Regions from separate parts of the Homo sapiens genome. Here region 1 is linked to region 2. A link is a loop called in an ENCODE intact Hi-C map of the cell type or tissue named here. Cell type or tissue: CD14-positive monocyte. All regions are shown on one strand. Links, peaks and the distances in the headings refer to the core of each region. The heading gives the core; the rest is flanking DNA.

Region 1 (2,913 bases), core at 176-2,675, 58 kb before region 2:
CAACTTCATAGTGCCTGTTTTCCTTTTTTCAGTTTAAATTACAATTTTAAGGTGGGGTGTCGAGGTTCACCCCTGTAATCCCAGCACTTTGGGATGCCAAGGGAGGATCGCTTGAGCCCAGGAGTTTGAGACCAGCCTGGGCAATATAGGGAGACCCCCATCTCTCAAAAAAAAAAAAAAAAAAAAAAAAACAATTAGCTGGGTGTGGTGGCACACACCTGTGGTCCCAGCTACTTGGGAGGCTGAGGTGGGAGAATTATGTGAGCCCAGGAGGTCAAAGCTGCAATGAGCCATGATCACAGCACTGCACTCCAGCGTGGGTGACAGAGTAAGACCTTGTCTCAAAAAAAAAATTCAATTTTAATTCATTAAAATGAAAAAATCCAGTTCCTCAGTCACACTGGACACATCTCAAATGTTCAATAGCCACATGTGGCCAGTAGCTACTTCATGGAACAGCACAGAGAACATTACTATCATCATGGTAAATTCTAGTGGGCAGTGATGTTCCAGAACAACAAAATGAATAATTTATTCATTCCTTCAGGAATGCAACGTCTTTCATTACTTCTATGACACCTGAAATTCTAAATGCAAATGCTTCTGAGAGAGGCACTGGAATGACTTAAGTTCTTACCAAATAGTAACTGGTTGATGTCAAGGGTCCAAAGAAAGCCACCATCTACGGAAACCATCTACCTGAGGCTGAGTCTGTGTGACACATGGGGGCTGCAGGGATGTCGGACGGTCAGATACTGTCCCTAACCGGAGGTGCTGTCTGAGAATGCTGATGGATAAGGGTTAAGCACCTCTGTCAAGGAGTGTGGAAAATTCTGTGACCTGTAAAGAAAGAAAATGACCCAAAGTTATTATTCATCTTCAGATGAGGGGACAGTTTATTTTCCAACAGTCCTCAGCAGGGGTTATTGCATGAGAAACAAGCTCTTCTCTATTTCTAGGTAAGGCAGAATAAGAAGTGGACACACAAGGAGGCTGGGTGTGGGGCTCACGCCTATAGTTCCAACACTTTGAGAAGTTAAGGCAGGAGGATGGCTTAAGCCCAGAAGTTGAAAGCTACAGTGAGCTATGATCGCACCACTGCACTCTAGCCTGGGTGACAGAGCAAGACCCAGTCTATTAAAAAAAAAAAAAAAAAATGGACGCAGGCCTTTGCAGAGGAGGATGCTTGTGAACTTGGCCCTCCTCTGCCCTCTACATTTTACTCAATGACCAAGCCCATGGCTTTATCCATCTCCTCCGCACCAACATCTCCCAGAACCATAGTACCGACCTAGGCCTAGAGATCTAAATACTGACTTATCCTCACCAGGAGCCCAGAAGGAATTGTCACAATCTCTGTGCCCTGCCCCCACCACTTCTCTTCCTGTAGTCCCTACCCTGGCTCATCCTCCACCACACTTGTCCAAGTCAGCACCTGTGAGTCACCCCGGGCTTCTCCTCCTTCCTCCCTCCCCTGTGCAAAGTCACCATGTCTTGGCCACCTCTCCTGTCTGCCTCAAGTCAGCTCTGCTCTCCTCCTCGCCAGCCCTGCCCCAGCTGCGTCCTCCTCCTGCCACACCTGCTCTCTGGCAGGGGCCGCCTGCTGGCTTCCCTGCTTCCAGTCATGGCCACCTCCAGCCCGATGGCACTGAACCACAGATGAGCAACAGAATGACCTGGGGAGGCATTTAAAATCTAGATCCTGACTCAGTTGATCTGGCCGGGTCAAGCATGTGTATTTTTGCAAAAGTGCCCCAGGTGATTCTGACACATACTCCTAGTTAAGAACCACGGTTACGGCCGCCTCTTCCTCATCGTTATTAATAACAAGAGAAACAACAATTGACATTTTTTGTGCACTTACGTGCACTGCCTCATGTAATCTTCATGACAATGCTATGAGACAGGAGCTGTATTCTACTCCCATTTTACAGTTGTTGAAACTGAGGCATAGAAAGTCTCAGGGCTAGTGAGGGGCAGGACCAGCTCATGACCAGCCTGACTTCTAACCGCTGTGCTCTCCATACCCCTTTATAAAGCCGAAATTCATATGTGGCTCCCCTCCTCACACCATTTCCTGATAGTTCTAGAAAAAAAAAAAAAGCAGTGTGGGGACACATTTATGATTTCCCTCTCCACCCAACCTCCCACCAATAGCTTCTTAACGCTAAAAGAAGTCTCTTGATCAGGGTAGTGGGGACATAGTGAATACCTATGTAAAAATTCACTGAGATGTATGCTTAGGATTTGTGACTTTATGTTTGTCATTCCCCAATAAGAAAAGATCCTTTAAAAAGTCACTTAAAAAAAAAAAGAACCTAGCAAATCTGAAACAGAGAAAAATATGCATCTGCTAAAGAAACTGGGGAAAGGCCATAAAAATGCCAGCAACTGTGAAGAATTCTTTCTGGTGCCGGGCGCAGTGGCTCACGCCTGTAATCCCAGCACTTTGGGAGGCTGAGGCGGGTGGATCACGAGGTCAGATCGAGACCACGGTGAAACCCCGTCTCTACTAAAAATACAAAAAAAAATTAGCCGGGCACGGTGGTGGGCGCCTGTAGTCCCAGCTACTCAGGAGGCTGAGGCAGGAGAATGGCGTGAACCCGGGAGGCGGATCTTGCAGTGAGCAGAGATCACGCCACTGCACTCCAGCCTGGGTGACAGAGCAAGACTCCGTCTCAAAAAAAAAAAAAAAAGATTTCTTTCTGGCAATAACACAGGTAAGAACAGGCTAGGAAAAGATCCCCAGAGCTAACCCGCAGGAAATGCTCGAAAGAAACCAGGCTGGGAGAGGGCACTGGCTAGAGGCAGGGCTCCGGGCATGACTGACAGGAAACCCCAACACAGTGGGCTTGATGGCAGTCAGCAGTCGGGCACAGGCCAAGAGCCATAGCAGTAACAGCAGCAGCGACA
Region 2 (2,913 bases), core at 367-2,866:
AGGCAGGGCACTCAGGGAAAGACTCAACTACTTCAAAACATTTCTCACATACTCTCTGTCACCTCTTGGACACCAACTATAAGCCAGGCTCTGTGTTAAGTGCTTTCATACACTATTGACAAAAAAAGTAAAATCACTTTTATCAAACATTCCTACTATGTACTACTGAATTTAAGACGCCTAAAGCACATTCAGGTCCAGCTGCCCTGCTTATAGTTAAATATTCAGGCTTGTTGTTAAGCAGAGGATAGAAACCTGAGATTCTCTCCTCAGGGTTATCACAGAAGTCTACAAACTATCAAGTCTGATTCTTCAGGCCCCAATCTGGCTTCAGCTCTCTTACCTGTGCTTTCAGCAGGAAACATCACACTCATGTACGCATCTCAAGTCCCCAACACACTTGGTCTGCAAGTGGAAGAAATTCCCTGCTAGAAATGGGTACCACATGAGGTAGACAAAACCCAAAAGTAATCACACTTCTTCAGCAGAGGAACCTCTTTCTCTCTCCACCTCTCTCATCTTTGCCAAATGTGTATTTATTGAACAACTCGTATTATGCTCATCACTACAGGATATAAGAGATGCCTCCTGCCTTCAAAAATTTACCCTAATAGGGAAAACAAAATCAACACATAGGAAGCATGTTATAAAAATAAGAGGGCTCACCAGGCGCGGTGGCTCACGCCTGTAATCCCAGCACTTTGGGAGGCTGAGGCGGGTGGATCACAAGGTGAGAAGTTCAAGACCAGCCTGGCCAAAATGGTGAAACCCCGTCTCTACTGTAATCCCAGCTAGTCAGGAGGCTGAGGCAGGAGAATCGCTTGAACCCAGGAGACGGAGGTTGCAGTAAGCCGGTATCGTGCCACTGCACTCCAGCCTGGGTGACAGAGTGAGACTCCGTCTCAAAAAATAAAAAATAGGTGGGCGCGGTGGCTCACACCTGTAATCCCAGCACTTTGGGAGGCCGAGGCGGGTGGGTCACAAGGTCAGGAGATCAAGACCACGGTGAAACCCCGTCTCTACTAAAAATACACACAAAAAAATTAGCCCGGCGCGGTGGCAGGCGCCTGTAGTCCCAGCTACTCAGGAGGCTGAGGCAGAATTGTGTGAACCCGGGAGGCGGAGTTTGCAGTGAGCCGAGATCGCGCCACTGCACTCCAGCCTGGGTGACAGAGCAAGACTCCGTCTCAATAAATAAATAAATAAATAAATAAATAATAAAATAATAAGAGGGCTCCAGGATTTCTAGTGCATGGAACAGGAAAACAGAGATGCTGGTAAAACAAATGGAGAAGTGGGTAAAGTAAGACAAACGATGGGATGTCCTGGTATATACAGCTATCTTCAATTTCAAATAACCACATCTCCCCCTTTTTGGTTCCATTCCTAGTAGAGGTAGGTTTTACTTCAAGAAAAATCTCTAATACAAACATCTGAGACATAAAGTTGGGGATCATTCACAAGACAAAAAAGAGTCTCCTCTTTGCTGTAAAGTTAACTAAGATATTATTTAACCACCCCTTAAACTATCCATCATACATACATACATACATATATATACGTACAATGTTTATACCCAGCTTTTCAGGATCACATTTATAAGGTGAAGCAAAGTACTTTTAAAAAACACTCAGGACAGGCGAGGTGGCTCACGCCTATAATCCCAGCACTTTGGGAGGCCGAGACAGGTGGATTACCTGAGGTCAGGAGTTTGAGACCAGTCTGGCCAACGTGGTGAAACCCTGTCTCTATTAAAAATACAAAAATTAGCCAGGCGTGGTGGCGCACGCCTGTAATCCCAGCTACTCAGGAGGGCTGAGGCAGGAGAATCACTGGAACCTGGGAGGTGGAGGTTGCAGTGAGCAGAGATCGTGCCACTACACTCTGATGCCACTGGGCGACAGAGCAAGACTCCGTCTCAAAAAAAAGAAAAAGACACGCACACGTATGTTTATTACAGCACTATTTACAATAACAAAGACATGGAACCAACCCAAATGCCCATTAATGATAGACTGGATAAAGAAAATATGGTACATATAAACCATGGAATACTATGCAGCCATAAAAAGCAATGAGATCATATCCTTTGCAGGGACATGGATGAAGCTGGAATCATCCTCAGCAAACTAACACAGGAACATAATACCAAACACCACACATTCTCACTCATAAGTGGGAGCTGAACATTGAGAACACATGGATACAGAGAAGGGAATAACACACATCAGGGCTGTTGGGGGGTGGGGGTGAGGGGAGGGAACTTACAGGATAGGTCAATAGGTGCAGCAAACCACCATGGCACACGTACAGCTATGTAACAAACCTGCATGTTCTGCACATGTATCCAGTTTTGTTTTTTCTGGTTTTTAGAATAAAGAAAAAAAAATTTATAAAGGCAATGTATCAGGTTGGGTGTGATAGCACATGCCCGTAATCCTGACACTTGGGAGGCCAAGACGGGAGGATCGCTTGAGGTGAGGAGTTCAAGACCAGCCTGGGCAACATAGCAAGACTCCGTCTCTACAAAAAAATTAAAAATTAAAATTTTTAAAAAGGCAACGTATTGATGAATGAATGGCTAAACTATGATGCATACATAAAATGGATTATTATTCAACCTTAAACCAGAAACAAATCCTGTCACATGCTAGAGCATGAATGAACCCTAACACATTATGCTAAGTAAAATAAGCCCATCACACACACAAAAATACCGTATAACTCTATTTATATGAGGTAGTAAAGTATCCAAATTCATAGAAACAGAAAGTAGAATGGTGGTACCAGAGAGAAAGGAGGGGTAGGGCAAGAAGAGTTGTTGTTTAATGGGTACAGAGTTTCAGTTTTGCAAGATGAAAAAGTTCTGGAGATCTGCTGCACAAAATGTGAATATACCTAAGACTACCAAAA

Evidence for each region. Peaks named below come from ENCODE experiments on the same cell type or tissue, not always from the same donor. Only the 100,000 strongest peaks of a DNase experiment are listed, where the experiment ranks them.
Region 1: it touches region 2 in a loop (2.1-fold over the local background); 4 of 110 quality-filtered maps call a loop at or near these places.

What each region holds. Positions count from the first base shown.
Region 1 is chr2:69,996,049-69,998,961 of GRCh38, forward strand. It overlaps PCBP1-AS1 (PCBP1 antisense RNA 1), which reads right to left. Exons shown (of 11, transcript NR_033872.1): 8 at 638-840. It also overlaps a transcript of ASPRV1 not described here. Among named protein-coding and RNA genes, the nearest start is that of ASPRV1, 36 kb to the left of the region's middle. RefSeq lists a silencer at 1,400-1,654. In CD14-positive monocyte, for the core only: no CTCF peak of the experiment used is centred there; a DNase peak (open chromatin) is centred at 1,423; H3K27ac peaks cover 472 bases.
Region 2 is chr2:70,053,388-70,056,300 of GRCh38, forward strand. All of the region lies in intron 5 of PCBP1-AS1 (PCBP1 antisense RNA 1), which reads right to left. It also overlaps a transcript of ASPRV1 not described here. Among named protein-coding and RNA genes, the nearest start is that of PCBP1-AS1, 32 kb to the right of the region's middle. In CD14-positive monocyte, for the core only: no CTCF peak of the experiment used is centred there; no DNase peak of the experiment used is centred there; H3K27ac peaks cover 277 bases.